Regions from separate parts of the Mus musculus genome. Here regions 1, 2 and 4 are each linked to region 3. A link is a loop called in an ENCODE intact Hi-C map of the cell type or tissue named here. Cell type or tissue: heart. All regions are shown on one strand. Region 1 overlaps Gm12052 (predicted gene 12052). Region 2 holds the start of Zrsr1 (zinc finger (CCCH type), RNA binding motif and serine/arginine rich 1). Region 3 holds the start of Tmem17 (transmembrane protein 17). Region 4 has its middle 2.9 kb from the start of Cct4.

Region 1 (5,000 bases), 110 kb before region 3:
AAAACAGAATGAATGAATGAAATAACAAAGTGAAGATAGCATTACACCAGTGGGTTGCTGGTGGGGGAAATCACTGCTACATTGATCTAAAAAAGAGTTGGGCTATTGCCCTGAAACCCATCTTGTTTGGCTTCCTGTCCTACTTAATGCTTTGGAATATTTTTTTTGAAGAGCCTCTCTTAAAGTATGATTTAAGGCTTACCACGGGATGAGTTGACTTTTTAAAATTGAAGTATAATTTTTGGACAGTAAGATGTATTTGCTCTAAGTGTCCTGTGTAATCACCACACAATCTGGTTTTAAAAGTCATCACCTCAGACTGACCCTCTGTCCCTTGTGGCTGGTCCCCAATCCTAGGCTCATCTCTGGTCTCAGGCAATGGGCCATCTTTCTGTCTCTGTGGATTTGCCTATTCTGTAACACCATTTTCATACAGAGCTGGCTGGCCTTGAAATCACAATGCCCCTGCCTCTGCTTCCTGATACCGGGTGTGTGCCACCAAGCCTGGCTAGGTTTGCATCTTAACAGGTTATGATAAGTGGAATCAAGTGACACTCAGTCCTCTGTGTACAGCGTCTTTCAGCCAGTGTGGTCTATGCATTCTGTATGAGATCTGTTCCTTTTGGTTTGTGGATAATAATCTACTCACATACATTGCATTTCCATGCACTGTTGACCATGGGTTCTGGGCTGTAGCTATTATGTACAAAGCATGTATATTCGTGTAGGTGGTTTTACATACATGTATTTAGTTATCTCAGTTGAATCCTTGTTGTGGACTGGATCTAATGCTATTTGTGTTAATTCAGTTTCCCAAATCACATGGGAACCTGTACGTCTGTCTGTAAGACTCTGAGGGTCCTTGCCCACAGTTGGCTGTAATTGGTAAATAAAGTTGCCAGTGGCCAGTGGCTGGACAGGGAGACAGAGGGGGGAACCTTAGATTTTCCCGGCAAGGGAACCATGGGGAAGCAGGAAAGTCATGCCTAAGAGCTGCAGGAGACGAAGTGTACAGCCATGTAAGCATCTGGGTAGTGACCCAGCTCCTGGCTGCTTAGGGCATATTAAAAATGAGGCTGTGTGTGTGTGTGTGTGTGTGTGTCTTTCATTCGTGAATCTAAAACATTTGGGCAGTGTCTTAGTCAGGGTTTCTATTCCTGCACAAACATCATGACCAAGAAGCAAATTGGGGAGGAAAGGGTTTATTCAGCTTACACTTCCATACTGCTGTTCATCACCAAGGAAGTCAGGACTGGAACTCAAGCAGGTCAGAAAGCAGGAGATGATGCAGAGGCCATGGAGGGATGTTACTTACTGGCTTGCTTCCCCTGGCTTGCTCAGCCTGCTCTCTTATAGAACCAAGACTACCAGCCCAGAGATGGTCCCACCCACAAGGGGCCTTTCCCCCTTGATCACTAATTGAGAAAATGCCTTACAGTTGGATCTCATGGAGGCATTTCCTCAACTGAAGCTCCTTTCTCGGTGATAACTCCAGGTGTGTCAAGTTGACACAAAACTAGCCAGTACAGGCAGGTATCGAGGAGTGCGCTGTGCGAGCACCCGCAGTGGAGTTTAGATCGAATGAACCTTCTAATGGCTTCAATCCCTGGCAGCTACTCCTGGGAACACAGTGCCGAGTGATCCGGTTATGTATGCTCAGTTTTAAAAGAAATTGCCAAGCTACTTTCCAGGTTGGGTATGCCATAGAGTCCCTCCAACAGTGTGTGCGGACTGGGCTTCTCCAAGTCATCAAAAAAGCAAAATAAACAAACAACAACAAACAAACAAGAAACTGCTTGCCCCTGTCACTTTGACTGTAGCTGCCCAGCAGGTGTGAAATCTGTTCTTCGTTGCTGTTGTTTGTTTGTTTGTTGCATGTCTACGGGCTAGTCTTTTTGATGTGTTCCTTGTCTTCTCTGCTACCCTATCTAAGAATTTGCCAGCAATATTTTAAAGCTCAGGAGATGGCAGATAAAACTCCCTGGGGATGGAAATGGGGTTTGTCTTGTTCATTAGCCACTTAATTCTAAGAACTCACTACTGAGTGGGAAGCAACACATTACCTCAGTGCTGCTGCTTTTTTAAAAAAGCTACAAACTCAATACCTCAAAACAGCACACATTTATTCTTTTAAAGTTCTTGACACCAGAGTTTGGAATTTCATTGGGTCCAAATCAGTCAGGGGAGACTCTGGGCACTGTAGAGGGAATCTGTTCTCTCCTGACTCTCTCCTTCTCTCCTCAGGTCCTCCTGCAAGATGGCTTGCCTTCTGTTCTGTAGTGAAATAAATATTCCTTTACCTCACTTCCCCTTTGGTGATATACCTGATTACATGTAGAATCTACCTAAATAATCGAGGGTAACACACTCTAGGTTTCTTTTGCCATTTAAAGAAACTTCCTGGGATTAGGCCGTGAATATCTCTGGGGTATTTCAGCTGACTACCCCAGAGATAGGTCAGCAATCTGTCTGCATGAGGAGGCCTCTGAGGTTTAGGTTTGGAGTTGGTTGGTTCGGACAACGGTTCCTGTTGAGGGGTCTTCTGGAGGCTCAGGTAGGTCCTAGAGGCATGCTGATTTGGGCTCCATAGCCCTTACGGCTCCTCTCACTCTTTTTCCTAGAAACAAGAGGAGCGGACAGCACTTGGGCAGCCACCGGGTGGTGGAGGGGCCTCTGATGGTGCCCAACATCCTGGCCCTAGTCTTCTACCACCCACGCTTACTACACAGCAACCCCTTTCCCATCCCCATCTCCTTACCCTTACCCTTACACTTGCCGCCCCTTGGGAGTCGGCCACGCTGCAATCTCTCAGGTGGCCAGCAGGGGTCAGCATCCCCGCGCAGAGGGTCTCGAGGCTGCGATGGGTGGAGCAGGGCTCGGTGGTGTCCTCCTGCCACCTCTGGTACAGGTCCTGAGTACAGCCAATGTGTCTCCACTGCTTACCCGCTCTCTTCTCTTCGCTTTCCACCTACGAGAAGGCGGCTCCCTCGGGGTCAGCTTGGAGGAAGCTAGCCTCCACAGAAGAGCCGGGAAGGAGGACCAGAGGCACCGGAAGCCCAGAGGCCTTCCTGAGAGCAGGAAGCTGTTAGATTTAGAATGAATTTTCTCCCAAGTGTCTCAGATTGTTGGCCAAAGTTACTCTGATTCTAACGTCCCGTGGTTCCTCGTCCAGCTGGTGGGTTTGGGTGGAGCCTGGTGGAATGCTTGGGCCAGTGCCTCGGGTCTGCAGTAAGAGAGCCTGGCAAAGCCAGGCATTAAAACCTCAGCCCAATTACGTTCTTTTCCACTTGTGTCCTTCCTAATTAAAGGAGGCCCTCTTGATGCCAGCATGGAATGCTGCAGACAAGGAGAAACTAAATTCTGGTCTCGAACTCAACAGCCTGTCTTTAAAGCAGATTCATTATTCACGATGAATAAAAAGTAGCTATAAACACTTGTGTATGGTGGTATGGATATACATTTCCGTAGTTGGGAATGTCATGTGTTTTTCTTGCTTGTAGAATTTCTGATTGAAAATCTTTAAGATAGTTGGAAAACAACACAGGTATCGTGGACTGAGTGGTTGTTTTGTATCAGGCAGAATATGTGTCTGAAAGGGGCGGGAGGGTCTTCCGGTCCACCCTGACTTTGGGAAGCTGCAGCATACTAGCTCTGTAGGGCATTCGGTGCTGCAGCAAAGACAGCCCTGAGAGAGACCCTTGGTGGATGGCCCTTTACTGTATGCCTGAAATCTGCATCAGCTTGGTCTAGGAGGCTTGTCTCTTTGGAATTTCTTTGTGGTGACATGGTCAAATCAAAGACATGCAGAGCCAGGCCCCGTCTTAGCTGTCCTGGGTTGCATCTAACTGAGTCCCCCATTTCCCTGACCATGTTTCCTGACTACCTCAGTCTATGGAATGTTGACTTTGTTCTTCAGCTCATTTTCTTCACCTTTACAAGAGATGTTTGTAACAGAGTAAAGCGGGGCTAACTAACACTTTCTAGTACCTCAAACAATTGCCACACTGCCAGATATACTTGTTTCACAGGATCATCTGCAATGCTAAATTTCCTTTTTATGTCATCCGTGGAAGCTCCTAACCAAAGGGGGATGGAGAATACTCACGAGTCTGAGTGATGTTGCATGTCATTGTGTGGTCTCACTATAAGCACTTCTGAGGGCTAAGCTTTCTCAGGTCCTGATGAAATAGCTCTCTAAGACAAACAAAGCAACAAAACAACTCATAGAGCCAAAATACTAACAATCAGCAACAACAGGCTCGATATTGTTAAGGTAAGTTACTGAATGCTGACATTCACAACAGAACATAGACAAGTATCTGTAATTAACCAGGTCAAAAAAAAAAAAAAAAAAAAAAAACCTGTTTACTTTCGCCTCAGGAAAGACTTTATTTATTTATTTATTTGTTTGTTTATTTGTTTATTTATTTATGTGCACCAGGCTAGGAATAGCATTTACTGCCCTGGAATGTTCTCATTCAATTCTCATGACACACGCGTGTAGAAATGATTGGTGTATACATATTATACGTGATGAGCAGATGAGCTTCTTCCCCCCCCCCCCCCCCCCCCCGAGACAGGGTTTCTCTGTGTAGCCCTAGCTGTCCTGGAACTCACTTTGTAGACCAGGCTGGCCTCGAACTCAGAAACCTGCCTGCCTCTGCCTCCCGAGTGCTGGGATTAAAGGCATGGCCACCACTGCCTGGTTCAGATGAGCTTTTGTTTTCTTTGCTTGCTATAATTGAGATGAGCTATTGATAGGGAGTCCACGCACAGCCACCAGTGAGGGTGGCTGCTGAGTTTTGGTCTCTCAGTCATCCAGCTTCTTGGTTCTTTCTGTCGCAGTGTTTCCACATTTTGTCCAAATGTTTGAGAGTCATCCATCACCTTTATCCACTAACCCTCTCTCTTTCTATAATACTAAAGAGTTCACCATTATGTTTCCTTTCCTGGAGGATCCTGGGCTTCTCACCTGAACAGGGGACGGCACTGTATCTTCT
Region 2 (5,000 bases), 460 kb before region 3:
TTGCGGGTGGTTATCTGCAGTACGGTCCGCCTGCGCAGTCATCCAGGTATCTGCAGTTATCCGCAGTATGTCTGATCTGCGCAGTTACCCTGTAATCTGCAGTTACGTCTTTACTCCGGGAAAGGCAGGCCTGCGCAGTACGATTTACTGCTTTTTTTGTCTCCGCCCCCTGCAGTGGGAGTGCTCCTGCAGTAAGAATGCTCAGCCCTGAGCCGGGGCAGGCTTGTCTCACTGCAGGGCACCCCTCCATGCCGGTGCTGGCAGCTCACCTTCCCGGGCTTGTTTATGTGGGTGCTGGGAATAGAAATTAAGTTCTTATATTTGTTTGTCAAGGGCTTTACCAGGTAAACCGTTTTTCTGGCTTCAGCTCCTCACTCTTGTGGAAAGTAAGGGGTTTTGGTTTTGTTGTTGTTTTGTTTTTTAAATATTGAATGTGGGCCTGGTGTGGTGTCGCACGCCTTTAATCCCAGCACTCGGGAGGCAAAGGCAGGCGGATTTCTGAGTTCGAGGCCAGCCTGGTCTACAGTGTGAGTTCCAGGACAGCCAGGGCTACACAGAGAAACCCTGTCTCGAAAAACCAAGGGAATAAAAAATTGAATGTGTTTTGTTTTTTGCAAACACATTCCTTTCATTTGTTCTGTAATGTAGTTTTGTGGGGTATTCACCAGAGAAGACTGCTCAGACAAGTGTTTAAGCCAAGAAAAAAATCTTTTATTTTTGTTTGTTTGTTTGTTTGTTTTTTCAGAGACAAGGGTTTTACTGTGTAGCTGTGGCTGTCCTGGAACTTGCTCTGTAGACTAGACTGGCCTTGCATCATGCTATGTTTAGGTATGATCCCCATAGGCTCTTATGCTTGCACAAGCCTATAGGGGCCAGGGAGTAGAATGTGATGGTTTGTATAGGGAGTGGCACTGTTAGAAGCTGTGGCCTTGCTGGAGTAAGTGTGTCATTGGCTTTAAGACCCACATCCTAGATGCCTGGAAGCTAGTCTTCTAGCAGCTTTCAGATGAAGATGTCAGACTCTCAGCTCTTCCTGCACCATGCCTGTGTGCTACCGTGTTCCTGCCTTGATGGTAATGGACTGAACCTCTGAATCTGTAAGCCAGCCCTAGTTAAATGTTGTCCTTTATAAGACTTGCCTTGGTCATGGTGTCTATTCACAGCAGTAAAACCCTAACTAAGAAGAAAGCTCTGCCTGCCTCTGTGTCACAAGAAAGAAGGTAGATACCTGTGTATAGCAAAAGTTATATTTTATGCTGAGGGTCATCATACAAGGTTCACACTTTAAATTTCTAAATATGGTCCTAAGTCTTTATCCCCAAGGTGCTCACCTGTGTGATGTATCTTAGCTGGAGGTCAGGTCCAGTCTTACAGAAGTCTCTGATTTGAGGGTCAGGATCCTGGGGAGACTGTCCAGCCACAGGGTTCATCTAGGAGGTATCACTCCAGATATGCAGAGCAGTCCGCATCATGGGGTTTATACCTGTATCAGGTTCTCTTGAGTGTGTGAAGTTGCTGGGTTCTGGGTATCAGACACAGTGTTGGCTGTAGTGGAGGTCCTGACTAAGCTATTTTTACATGTGTAAAGACTTTTAAAAAAATACTATACTGATTACACTGCTTCCTGAGTGCCGGGATTAAAGGGCTACAATGCTGTCACTCAGCTAGAAAATCTTTATTAGGCTGCTGGTACTACACTGTGTGTTTGGGACTGCAGTGCAACACTGAGCCTTTCTCAGGGTGACCTTTTAAGCACCAAAACCATATCCTAGGTTGACATATTTCAGTTAACAAGAACATCTAGCCAGAAGCAGAACTAGTCAGAAGCAAGGTCAGTTCATTTAGAATCTTTCCCATAGCTTATGGGCTTTAACTGATTAAATCTTTGTTTTAATTTTTGGCAGGTGGTGCTGTCTGTGTGCTGAGTTTTATGGCCTGAATGGCACTTCCATCATGGAGTCAGTTGTGTTAAGGTCTGGGTCCCTCTTATAGAGAAAGATTTTACTCTTACAATATGGTTTGGATAATGTAATTAAACATTAGTAAAAATAGATTTAAAGAGTACCCCCCCACACACAAGAAAATTAAACAAATCCAGGCAGTGGTGGTGAACACCTTTAATCCCAGCACTCAGGAGGCAGAGGTAGGCAGATCTCTGAGTTTGAGGCCAGTATGGTCTGTAAAAGTGTCCGAACAGCCAGGCTATACAGAGAAACTGTGTCTCTAAAAACAAACAAACAAACAAACAAAAAAAAACCTGTGAGTTAATTACTTGGGATACAGTCTCAGTCTTTAATATAGATTGGCCTGGGACTCCACGGGTAGCCCAGGTAGGATGTGAACTTGCAGCAACTATCTTGCACGAGTCTCTTGGCATGACACAGTCCTGAGGTAAAATATGGGCGTACGTTTAGGTTTTAGCTGTAATTTTATTTTTCTACTGTAGGCGGCAGTAGAATATTGGTTTGCTAATAGCTGCAGGACTGCATAAAGATGTCTAAATGTTTCCTTATTCTGGAATGTTCGAGGCAGAAAATACTTTTGCTGGCTATTCAACAGTAATAATTTTGTGTATAAAAACATCTAAACATTTGGCTTGGCATTTTGAAATTAAAATTATTTTTAATAAAAAATTTGTTTCAATGGGTCTGGCGAGATGTCTTAGTGGTTAGGAGCTCTTTTTGCAGGCTGGCAGTGGCGGCACAAGCTTTACAAATGCATGGATGACAAGTACATGTCACATACAGATGGATAAATTAATATAGTAGAATTTTTAATTATAAAATTAAAAAGAGTGGGAGCCAGACGGTGGTGGTGCACGCCTTTAATCCCAGCACTTGAGAGGCAGAGGCAGGCGGATCTCTGAGTTCAAAGCCAGCCTGGTCTACAAAAACAGAAAAACAGAAAGGAAAAGAAAAGTGCTTGTTGCTCTTCTAGAAGAGCCAGGGTTGATTCCCAGCACACAAATGGTGACTCACAACCCAGTGTTACTGCAGTTTTAGGGGATCAGAGGTCTTTCTGGTCTCCAATTGAGGCAAAACATTCATACACATGAAATAAACAAATTTAAAAATTAGAAAAAGAAATTGTTTCAACTAATTCTTTCATTAAAAAAACAAAACAAAACAAATTCCACAGAATTTTGCATAGCCAGGCACAGTGCTTGTACACGGCTGCAGTCCTAGAACTGGGGAGGAAGGAGGAGGAGGATTGGAAGATGAAAGTCATCCTAGACTGCAGCCTGGGCTTGCTTATTTATACGACTGCCTGCCTATCTATCTATCTACCTACCTATCTATTGATCTATCTATCTATGTTTTTTTGAGACAGGGTTTCTATGTAAAATCCCCCCCCCCCCACACACACACCCACACCCCTCTTTCTCTCAGGTTTTTGTTTCTCTGTGCAGCCCTGGCTGACCTGGAACTCATAGTGATCCTCCTGCCTCTGCCTCCCAAGTGTTGTACTCAAAGGTGTGTGCCACCATGGCCTAGCTTTAAAAAGTCATTTTTATTACTATGTGTGTATGAGTACTTTGCCTGCATGTATGTCTGTGTACCGTATTCATGCCTGGTACCCACAGAGAGCTTCAGTTCCCTTGGATCTAGATGGTTGTGAGGCATCATGTGGGTGCTGGGATCTGAACCTGGTTCTTTGTAAGAGCAGCCACGTTCTTACACGCTGAACCATCTTCTCTAGCCCTACACTATTTCTTAACAGAGAACCTGCCATTACCATTTACGACTTTAAATTTACCTTTCTTTATCCAGAGCATATTTTGCATTTTAGAAAACAAATTATTATTAGTTTATATGAAATATAGCCATGTATTCAAGTCAACATCATTGTATACCTCTGGACTTTGTGAACATCAGTGAGACAGACTATTTCCTTGCCCCTTGTACCTGTATATTCAAGGAGTGGCTACATATGGGAGCATCCTGACAGTGAATATGAATACGCACATAAAGATGAAAGCAAAAATATAAATTAGCCTTTTTACAACTTTCTTTGCCTCCTGTAGAAGAATTTTAATCCAGCAACATGGCTGCTCTGGGAAGGGATAACATCCAAAGACCTAGTTCTGTGTGCTCTGGCTAGAATGCAGATGCACTCCACACCTTCAATCCCAAACAATGCACATAAGATTAGTGTGCAGAGGAAGCAGCACTAGTGTTTGAAAGTGATGTCTAATTGAGAGGCAAAGTGGTGAATCAGAGAAAGATTTGACGGAATGAGTCAGAGATAGGATATTCCCAACTCCTGTGAGAACGCACGGGAAATAGAAGCTATTTAAGAGCAGTGCAGGGAGAGGAGTCCGTCAGGGGTCAGTGCAGTGAGTGCAGCACAGTGGACTTGAGTTTGTTCCTGAGTTCATGCAGTCAGTGTAGGTCAGCAGAGGCAGCAGAAGCCAGACAATAGGAAGGAGCTAGAAGATTAGAATAAATTGCCAGAGTTAGTTTGATGACAGAGCAATTCAGTTAGAAGCCGAGAGAAGTCAGATTGAGTCAGTCAACTTGGAGAGGAGTTTTAGCCAGAACGGCAGAGTTGAACTAGCCAGCCAGAGTTCAGAAAGAACTAAAAAGGATAAGATTATTCAACAGTAAGCCTCTGAGACAATTATATCAGGTGAATAAAAGTTATTTTTATAACCTCCATTTCTCATTTTTTAAAAATATACTTTGTGTGTGTGTGTGTGTGTGTGTGTGTGTGTGTGTGTGTTAGTACTGGTTGTTCTGAAGCTCAATATGTAGACCAGGCTGGCCTCAAACTCACAAAGAACCTCCTGACTCTGTTACCTCCTGTGCTGGAATGAAGAGTCTGCTGCCATACCTGGCACATAGTGACCGTCTTATTTAGGATTTCCATCACTGGGAACAGACACCATGACCATAGCAACTCTTGTAAAGTAAAACATATAATTGACTTACAGTGCAGAGATTTTATTCATTATCGTTATAACAGGAAGCATGGCAGCATGCAGGCAGACATGGTGCTAG
Region 3 (5,000 bases):
AAAAGGTCCTTCAACAAGAATTTTTTTTTTTTTTTTTGGTTTTTTTTTGAGACAGGGTTTCTCTGTGTATCCCTGGCTGTCCTGGAGCTCACTTTGTAGACCAGGCTGGCCTCGAACTCAGAAATCCGCCTGCCTCTGCCTCCCAAGTGCTGGGATTAAAGGCGTGCGCCACCACGCCCGGCAAGAATTTTTTTTTTCAAAAAGGTTTATTTATTATTATATGTAAGTGCACCATAGCTGTCTTCTGACACTACTATCTGAAGAGGGCATCAGATCTCATTACGAGTGGTTGTGAGTCACCAGGTGTTTGCTGGGATTTGAACTCAGGATCTTTGGAAGAGCAGTCAGTGCTCTTACCTGCTGAGCCATCTCACCAACCCCCTCAACAAGAATTTGATTATAAAAATTGAACCCTAAAAATACATTATAAATTTAACTACATTCTTATTTTAAATTGGTTGTTCTAAATGTAAGAATTTAGAAATTACAAATTCCTTGAGACTGTTTTTTGTTTTTCTCTGCATAGTTTTTTTTTTTTTTTTAATTGACATTTAATACTTTTAAAACAATCATGGGGTTGGAGGCTGGGAAGATGGCTCAGCGGGTAAGAGCACTGACTGCTTTTCCAGAGGTCCTGGACTTAAATCTTGCACCCACATGGCAGCTCACAACTGTCTGTAACACAAGCATACATGCAGTCATACAAGCATAAACGCCAATGCACATAAAATAAAAATAAATAAATTAATGAAAAATTCATGGTCTCTAGAAGCAAATTAAGTTTTAAGAGCAAGGCTGACTATTGTGGTCTGCTTTTTCTTGCTTTGACTTCTTAAATTATCCCAAATATAGGAATGATTTTTTTTTTTCCAAGTCGGGGTTCTTTGTAAAGGCCTGGCTCTCCTGGAACTTGATCTGAAGACCAGGCTGGCCTCGGCCCCTGCGTGCTGGGAGTACAGGCATGCACTACTACCTCTGGGCTAGGAATTTTTAAAATTTGTTAGCGCTAAGGAAAATCCACTAGGATTTTTTTCATTATTATTATTTTACTTTGGGCAACAGTACAATTCTTGATCCATTGTGGGTGTGATCTTACAGTCAGATTCGCCAAGAAGAAAACAGGAAAGTAATTACACACTAGCTAAGCTGATACTTTTAGAACCTTTAGAGCAGAAACTGTAGTCTTTTTTTTTTTTTTTTGCAAAGAGACTGAAGCAGGAATATTTCAAGATCAAAGCCAGTCTGGACTACTTAGAAAATTTCAGGATAGCCCAGGTACTTCTTGATTGCATTGTAACCAAATAAATTTTGTTGTTGTTTGTTTTAAAGGCTATGGGGATATAGCTTGAGAAGAGTGGCTGTTTAGAATGTCAGGGTTTTGATTTTATGTAGGCTCATGTCCATACTTCAACACATCAAATTTATACAATTGAAAAATCAGACCAAATGAAGAGGAACCACAAGGCACAAGGTGTGAGTTCATTAAATTTTACAAAAGTTCCAGTTAAGTTCTGTAATGAGATAAAATTTAAGTATTATATAATTGGTCAGACAAATTTTTCTGACCAATTAATTGCCTGTCTTGGCAGAGACAGTGAACTTAAACAGCTTTTCTCACGTTTGAATGTCTGGGAAAACAATATTTTCTGACACGTAAGAACCATAAGAAATTACAGGGCTGATGTCTTTACCTAGTTCTATTGCTGTCCACACCATCACGACTATCTAGGCTGCTGAGGCTCTAAAGAACTTCAGAACAAATGTCACCCCCGCCCCCCCCACACACACTTTTTTTCCCAGAGACTTTGTATTATTCGATTTTAGTGCCCCGTACGGCTCACACTTTGAATCGGAAACACGAAATCCTAATTTTACAGGCTTTTCTCCATATAGCGTAAATTACACGAATGACCAAGGTGACAACATGCAATGATGGCAAGTGGTTTGCTTTTCAATGCCCTATTTAAGAAATAAAAATAAAAATAAGAAAGCCCAAACCAAGCCATCGAAAGGATTTCCAATTCCTTGATTTCAAAGGAGACAACCATGTATGCTGTCCTCCTGATTGAGGAGGCAGAAGCTGGAGTTAACTCGTTGGTATTTCGTTTTTAGATTTCGGGAGGAGAGTTTTTTATACAGGGAGAAAGAAGGAACAGGCAGAGGAAGGCCTTGTCGGTTTGGCAGCAGCCGGTCTTGCTCTGCTAGGAGGGGTTTGGACACAGCCCGGTTTTGTGTGAGCCGGCGGCTGTCACGCTGGGGACTCAGCGGGGACCCGCGTGGGGAAGAAGGCGTTCCTGATCCGCATCCTGATCCGCTCGGCGACCGCGCCACCGGGTGCAGTAGCTGCGGCGGCGGAAGCGCGTGGTCTCCCGGGTCCGCCGCAGGGCCGTGGTTTCTCCCGGGGCACAGAGCCCTGGCTGAAGCCGGAGCAGCCATCTTTCACCCGGGCACGGCCTGTGCGGCCTCCCGCCCGCGAGCCACACCCCCGCGTGGGCCTGCGCCCTCGCCACTCACCGGCCGCATCACTGGACTCTGGCCCGGTGCGGCTGGAGTCGCCGAACACGGTGAGGCTGAGGTTGCTCAGGCGCTGGCGAACAGGGTCCGGCAGCTCCATGCCTGGCCTGCCCGCTGGCCTCTCACACACCCGCTAGTCGGCGGGCACAGCGGCGCGTGGCGGTTCCCTTGGCAACCGGGCAGTGCGGGGCCCCTAGGGACCTGGTACCTGGGCTTCCCCGAACGCTACAGAATCCTCCAGAGGCTTCCCCTTGGAGAGGCGAGCCAGGGCCACGGGCCCGCAGCCTAACGTGGCCTAGTGCTGCTGAAAATGGCGGGTTCCTCCGTCTTGCTTTAAAGCCGCGTCGTCTTAAGATGATCACAAGTAATAAGCCATTCGGACCTGGGCTGAGCCACAAGGAGCTCTCACACCATAGCAATTCCTCTGCAAAATTGGTGCACCATTTCTTGAGGGAAATGGAAAACGAACATAGATATTTTAAAAAAATGCCCTTGACATTCTTTTTATTATTATTAGATATTTTCTTTATATACATTTCAAATGCTATCCCGAAAGTTCCCTATACCCTCCCTCTGCCCTCCTCCCCTACCCACCCACTCCCACTTCTTGGCCCTGACATTCCTCTGTACTGGGGCATATAAAGTTTGCAGTACCAAGGGGCCTCTCTTCCCAATGATGGCCAACTAGGCCATCTTCTGCTACATATGCAGCTAGAGACATGAGCTCTGGGGGTACTGGTTAGTTCATATTGTTGTTCCACCTATAGGGTTGCAGACCCCTTCAGCTCCTTGGGTGCTTTCTCTGGCTTCTCCATTGGGGGCCCTGTGTTCCATTTTATAGATGACTGTGAACATCCACTTCTGTATTTGCCAGGCACTGGCATAGACTCATATGAGACAGCTATGACAGGGTCCCTTCAGCAAAATCTTGCTGGCATATGCAATAATGTCTGGGTTTGGTGGCTGATTATGGGATGGATCTCTGGGTGGGGTATTCTCTGGAAAGTCCATCCTTTCGTCTTAGCTCCAAACTTTGTCTCTGTAACTCCTTTCATGGGTATTTTGTTCCCTATTAGAAGGAGGAATGAAGTATCCACCCATTGGTCTTCCCTCTTCTTGATTTTCTTGTGTTTTGCAAATTGTATCTTGGGTGTTCTATGTTTCTGGGCTGATATCCACTTATCAGTGAGTGCATATCTAATGACTTCTTTTGTGATTGGGTTACCTCACTAAGGATGTTCCTCAGAAAATTGCCCTTGACATTCTTAAGAGGGTGGATGAGCCAAGCATACCTGCTTCAGAAGACAGGGAAATAACTTAAAAGTATTGAAAGCAGTTGTTTCTGGAATATAGGTGATTTTAAAACTAAAAATATCAGCCTTTCCCTGCTTTCTCTTAAGACATATCATTTTAGCATTTAGAAGGCAGAGACAGGAGATCTCCAGTTTAAGGTTAGCCTGGGATACATTGCAAAATCCTCAAAAACCAAAACAAACCATTAGGTGTAATAGACATAAAGAAAAGCACAGTCGGATGTATTAGGTCCCAGGTCAGTCAACAGTATCATCATCTCCAGGAGCTACCCTTTCTCAGTTGCTTGTGAAGCAGTGGCCTGTTTTATACTTTATAGTAGACTGATTGCACATTCAAGTTTAAAAAGAAAATCTGACTTTGCTGTCAACATTTTTTATGAATTTTCTTTCATGTTGATAAGTTCCTGTGTAATTTCTACTTAGGAGCAGTTATGACAAGTGCCACTCTTGGTGAAAATGCTTGTTGATGAACATACATGTTTATGTTGAGTATAACATACACATTTATGTAGAGTGTAACCTACATGTTTATGTTGAAACATACATGTTTATGCCAGTGTAACATGTTTATGTCGAATGTGTCCGGGGAAGTGCTGAGGCAAGTGGTATGTAAGACCAATTTTATTGGGATCTGCCAAGGCTTTCTCAAAGAGGTTTCAGCAAACTCTCCAGCTATATTCGAACATTCCTGTCACTCTGTGAGCTTTACCAAGACTTATATTCCACTCTTCCCTTTTAATCTTTCTGGTAAAGGGTTCTGGGCCTAGAGATATCTCAGTGGTTGCCAACACTCATTGATCTTGCAGAGGACCCAAGTTCATTTCCCTTTACCCACATGGTGACTCACAACCATCTCTAACTCCATCAGAAATCTCTTTCTGATCTCCAAGGGCATCGAACACACAAGTGGTGTACAAACAAAACTTCAGGCTAAATTCGTGTAAAATGAATAAATCCAATTTTAAAAGTCAAGATCATGGCAAGCAGTAACATTTTACAATTCTTTTCATAAAATATAGTTCTTGTTCTGAAGGGAGTAAGAAAGAATCTATTCTGAGCTAACTATGAGTGCCTGTAGCCTGGTAACGTGGATTCAGGTCATCCTAATAATGTTTGTACTATTAGAGAATGCAAGATAGCCATAATGCATCTACTAAATACATTACTGGCGAT
Region 4 (5,000 bases), 480 kb before region 3:
ATCCAGTCTGCCTTCTAGTTAAGACCTCTTCCATAAACATAACCACTGACTCTTAGGGAACATAAACATTCTAATAACTGATTAATAGTTATCTGCTGAGCAAAGTGTGAAATCTTTACACTCTTTACCCCCCCCACCCCACCCCCACACTAATCCTCATAATCCCATGAAATAGGTGTCATCGTCTAGACTTAAAGGATGATGAAGCTAAAGCCCAAGGTCAACCAGTAAGGCAGTGGAAGCCAGTACAGAGCCAGGACTCTGTCCTTAGGTAAACTTCCAAGGTTTCTATAATCATGATCATTGACCACCAGAGTTTATATAGGTAATACTCATTCAGTGGTAGTTCACAGTTAATAATTGAGAGCCATAAGGTGCCAGATGCCTGCGGTAGGTTAACGAACAATTGTTTCATGGACTTAGTCCTGTAATTATGAGAAGCATTTACATTCATTCACTCTATTAAGACTAAGATGAACTTTTCAAGCCTCCCCTTGGGGGACACGTCTTTTTCAAAGACCAGTTTACCCCTCCCTCGAAGCACACAAATATTCTATGGTTGTTGAGACAGCTGACTTATATGAAGAGAACAGGTACTGGTACTGTGGTGATTTGAGATGTCTCCCCTAGTTTTAGACATTCAAATACTTGGTCCCCAGTGGGTAGCTCTGATTGGAGAAGCTTAGGAGGTGTAGCCTTGCTGGAGTAAGTATATCACTGGAGGCTGAGTTTGTTTCAAAAGCTACCAGCCAGTTTGTGCTCTGCTTCCTCTTCACAATATGAGATGTGAGCTCTCCCTTCTCCATGCCTACCTGTTGTGAAGCTTCCCTGCTGTGCTTCCCAGTGATCATGAAGTCCTAGAACCATAAAACCCCTCAAAACTCTTCCCTCTATAAATTGCCTTCCTTGTGGTTGTGGTGTGTTTTTTGTTTGTTTGTTTGTTTTTGTTATAAGGTTTCACTGTGTAGCTTTGACTGTCCTGAAACTAACTCTCTGTAGACCTCAAACTCCCAGTGATCCTCCTGCCTCTGCCTCCCAAAAAGTTTGGACTAAAGGCTGGTGAGACCACCACCCGGCATGGTCATGGAGTTTTATCACAGCAACAGAGAAATAACTAACGCAAGTACTCTGACTTCTCCTGCTCTTAAAAGCAGGAGACAAAACAGCGATCTGAAAGAGACCTTCACTGTGCCTGCAGGAAGACATGCTTCTCCCCGGGGAAAGGGATGAAAGAGGTGCAAGCCAATCTCTGCTGTCTGTCGTGCTGGGGAGCTGAATTCACTGCCCACCCAGGGCAGAACCTCATGCACTGACGTCGCAGGGAATTCTTTTTTTTTTTTCTGTAATAGTTGGATTTATCTATGGTTCCATGGCTGAACAGCTTGGGTGGACTGTCTGTATAGTTTGCTTTCTTGTCTTTGTTGACATTTCCTCCATGGCCCCTCTGTTGCTGACATTCCCTGAAGTGGTTACCCATTCAGACTTAGGCACAGAAGAGAAGAAATCAGGGGACAGAAAAATTAAGAGGCATGCTAAAAATAACTGGCTGGGGGCTTTCACGATTCAACACCTGCTTTTGTTTCTTGTAAGGTAAGCTGAACTGCTTTCGCGGCAAAACACGACCTTAAACCATCTATGGTCTTACCAAAGGGGGTGGGGTAGTTAGCTCAAGCCCCTTTGTCATAAGACACTTTAGTATCTCTCTCTCTCTCTCTCTCTCTCTCTCTCTCTCTTCAAGACAGGTTTCTCTGTATAGGCCTTGGCTGTCCTGGAACTCACTTTGTAGACCAGGCTGGCCTCAAACTCAGAAATCTGCCTGCCTCTGCCTCCCGAGTGCTGGGATTAAAGGCGTGTGCCACCACGCCTGGCTAGTATTTTTCTCATCAACATATGATTTCTGGCTCAAACTTTTTTTTTTTTTTTTTGGTTCATTTCCTCCTGAAGCCTTCTATGTCATGTAAGACTTAAATTTATATATTCTATTTATCTCTCTTTGTTGGAAAATTCTATCCAAAGCTGGGCAGTTAGTGGCGCATGCCTTTTATACCCCTGCTCCTCCCACACTCAAGGGTTAAAAACAATCAAACTGGGGGCTGGAAAGGAGAACACTTTAGAACACAGTTTAGAACACTTGTTGCTCTTACAAAGGACCCAAGTTTGGTTCCCAGCACCCACATAGATGGATCACAGCCATCTGTAACCCAGCTCCAAAGAATCCAACACCTTCTTCTGACATCCATAGGCACTGTCGATATACGGTACACATGTATACATGTAGGCAAAACACTAAAAAAAAAAAAAAAAAAAAAAAAAGAAATTGCTGGGTGTGTGCCACCACCACATGGCCCAGTTTACATTTTAATGTTTATAAAAACTATTACTTCCTGCCTGGAACCATTTGCTGGCTATTTGGCCGTGATTAGTGGGAAACCTGTGTGGAAGGAAGGAGAACTGCTTGTTAGATGTCGGTTTCCCTTGGGGCTGATCTTCTGGGTCTTTTCCTTGTTGCTGCATTAGAATATTCTCTTAGTGTTTGCCCAGGTTTGTTAGCTATAAAACCTGTGATTTGAAATTTAATAAAAGATAACTGTATTTTGAGCCTTTTGTTTGAAAAGCATTCTAAACTGCAACTGGAGCCAACCTGCAGTTGCAGCTATGGCAATAGCAACCCCTGGTGGCAGAAGAATGAATTTCTTTTATTGATCAACCTAGTGATTTGGAATTGAGGTAGGCCGGGCTGGCAAGGTTCTCTGTCCAGTGGTACAAGTGAATTTAAAGCAATTAAGAAAGAGCAGGTGCCAAAATTCTATCAGCAAAAATATGTCTCAGTGAGTACTCCCTCTAAAGCTAAGAAATGGGGCCTGGCTGGAGAGCACCTGGGTTCAATTTCCAGCACCTACATCCAGTGGCTGTAACAAAAATTTAAGAAATTAAAAACTACAAAATAGCTTTTTTATGTGTTGCATGACAACAAGAAATAATTTGGTCACGGCCTTCCAGGTAGGAAATTTACAAGTTATCTACTTAGTGGTGGCATTTTGTTCCACCTGCCACCTTCTCCCTTCCATCCATTCTTTGCAACCTCGTTTTTTTGTTTGTTTGTTTGCTTGTTTGTTTTGTTTAAGACAGGGGTTCTCTATATAGCTCTGGCTTTCTTGGAACTACTATGGAGAACAGGTTGGCCTTGTATCTGCCTCCTGGGTGCCCCACCACTCCTTGCCTCTTTGCACTCTGTAGGCACATTTAACACAAAAGTATAGTTTGTCTTTAACGTTGTTTTTCTTGGATCCACAAAACATTTTTGAAGATGCCTTTTAGAAAATCACTTCTTTGGAAAGGTATACCTCAAAATTTTTCTTTTAAATACAAGCAAACCATACATAGGTAAACACTAATTAAAATAGTCTAGACCAATGGTTTTCTTTAGGTTGGTACTTTCTTGAAAGGATCAGTTTAGTTGTCCCCCTTAATACAGGGGTAGGAATAGCCAAGGTTAAACAGAGGTCAAGCTGGGCAGTGGCGGCGCACGCCTTTAATTCTAGCACTTGGGAGGCAGAGGTAGGCGAATTTCTGAGTTTGAGGCCAGCCTGGTCTACAGAGTGAGTTCCAAGACAGCCAGGGCTATACAGAGAAACCCTGTCTCGGGAAAAGAAAGAAAGAAAGAAAAAACAAACAAACAAACAAACAAACAAAAAACAGAGGTCAAGAATATAACACATTCTGCCGTGCAGGGAACATTTATGAAGGTGAAAAACCCATTTGTGAGTTATTGGAGCCTAAATTTAACCCAATTTTACACACATTTTAAGACTTATGTATTTAAGTGGGTGTTTGCCTGGATGCATGTATGTGTATCACGTTTGTGCTTGGTGCCCAAAGAAGTTAAAAGATGGCATTAGGTTCCCTGAAATTGGAATTGCACATGGTTTGTGAGCCATCATGTGGGTGCTAGAACGGAACCTGTGTCCTCTGCAAGAGCAACAAGTGCTCTTAACCAATGAACAATGTTTCCAGCCTCCTAATCACAGATTTTTAGCTTGGTTTTGATACACAGAACAGATCTCTGGCTTGCAGTGACTGTGTAAACTGAAGGAAGAATGTTTCCTTTTGTAACCTTCGCCCATCTTTATTCACATTTAGAAACATCATGCTAACAACAGCAACCGCTTTCCCCTGGAGTTTGGGCTATTACACACCCTTGTTAACTTAAATTCCATGTAACGGTACAAGCACCTGTGTAAGGTTTATACAACACACGTGTGGAGAGCTTTTGGGGCCCACCATCTAGGAACTTGGCAGGACTTTGACATTGGGCTAGGACAAGGAAGTAGGCTCAGGATGAATACAGCTGAGGAGTGTGTTCTTTGTATGGTGATGGGTCTTGTTAAAATCCGGAAACCAGTAATCGTGGGACTTTTGTTTATGCTTTGTGTTTGTTCCTTGACCACATTGTTTATGCCTTAGGACTGACCATACTCTGTGTATGTACTTAGAATGCTATCAAAGCAGACTGGAAAAAACCAACCTGCTGCAGCCTCAGCACTGGCTGAAGTCATGTTATAATGTTGTCTAGTTGTCCTTTCCTTTTCGACCTTCACTCCCTCCCTGGAGGCCCCATTGACTGACTGAGCTGGCTTAGTCAGACACAGCTAGCATTTTGAAGTTTGGGGTATAAAACTCTACCTCCCAATCAATTGTGTTGGGGGCAAAGAGGTTCTTGTGCTCACAGATAAGCACCAGGGAAACCAGGAGTGTTAAACACAAAGGTTTGTTTCTTCAAAGAAAGAGATATACCATGTTTTCTGTTCAGAAGGCTGGGGTGGCTAGTAGCCTTGGTGACCTCTGCGCTGTCTGTATGGCCAGGGCACATCTGGCTCGCCCAGACTTTTATGTTTATCTTAGTCATTCTCCCTAGACCCTTTTCATGAGTGCTGTTTCTCTGTCAGCAGAACCTATCTTTATGGAAGAGGTCACATGTACTTTGAAAAGACTTTCAATGT

The links. Peaks named below come from ENCODE experiments on the same cell type or tissue, not always from the same donor. Only the 100,000 strongest peaks of a DNase experiment are listed, where the experiment ranks them.
Region 1: it touches region 3 in a loop (4-fold over the local background); 13 of 42 quality-filtered maps call a loop at or near these places.
Region 2: it touches region 3 in a loop (2.7-fold over the local background); 9 of 42 quality-filtered maps call a loop at or near these places.
Region 4: it touches region 3 in a loop (2.2-fold over the local background); 8 of 42 quality-filtered maps call a loop at or near these places.

What each region holds. Positions count from the first base shown.
Region 1 is chr11:22,615,595-22,620,594 of GRCm38, reverse strand. It overlaps Gm12052 (predicted gene 12052), which reads right to left. Exons shown (of 5, transcript NR_166746.1): 3 at 4,106-4,194; 4 at 2,765-3,238; 5 at 2,103-2,274. Among named protein-coding and RNA genes, the nearest start is that of Gm12052, 6.4 kb to the right of the region's middle. In heart, no CTCF peak of the experiment used is centred here; a DNase peak (open chromatin) is centred at 2,834; H3K4me3 peaks cover 595 bases; H3K27ac peaks cover 503 bases.
Region 2 is chr11:22,967,117-22,972,116 of GRCm38, reverse strand. All of the region lies in intron 1 of Commd1 (COMM domain containing 1), which reads left to right. Zrsr1 (zinc finger (CCCH type), RNA binding motif and serine/arginine rich 1) reads right to left here and starts at 112. Exons shown (of 1, transcript NM_011663.3): 1 at 1-112. In heart, a CTCF peak has its summit at 2,452; a DNase peak (open chromatin) is centred at 26; H3K4me3 peaks cover 371 bases; H3K27ac peaks cover 160 bases.
Region 3 is chr11:22,510,098-22,515,097 of GRCm38, reverse strand. Tmem17 (transmembrane protein 17) reads right to left here and starts at 2,815. Exons shown (of 4, transcript NM_153596.3): 1 at 2,515-2,815. The coding sequence starts at 2,614. In heart, a CTCF peak has its summit at 2,630; a DNase peak (open chromatin) is centred at 2,377; H3K4me3 peaks cover 1,256 bases; H3K27ac peaks cover 1,363 bases.
Region 4 is chr11:22,985,173-22,990,172 of GRCm38, reverse strand. No RefSeq gene overlaps it. Among named protein-coding and RNA genes, the nearest start is that of Cct4, 2.9 kb to the left of the region's middle. In heart, a CTCF peak has its summit at 2,674 (motif pointing left); no DNase peak of the experiment used is centred here; H3K4me3 peaks cover 317 bases; H3K27ac peaks cover 390 bases.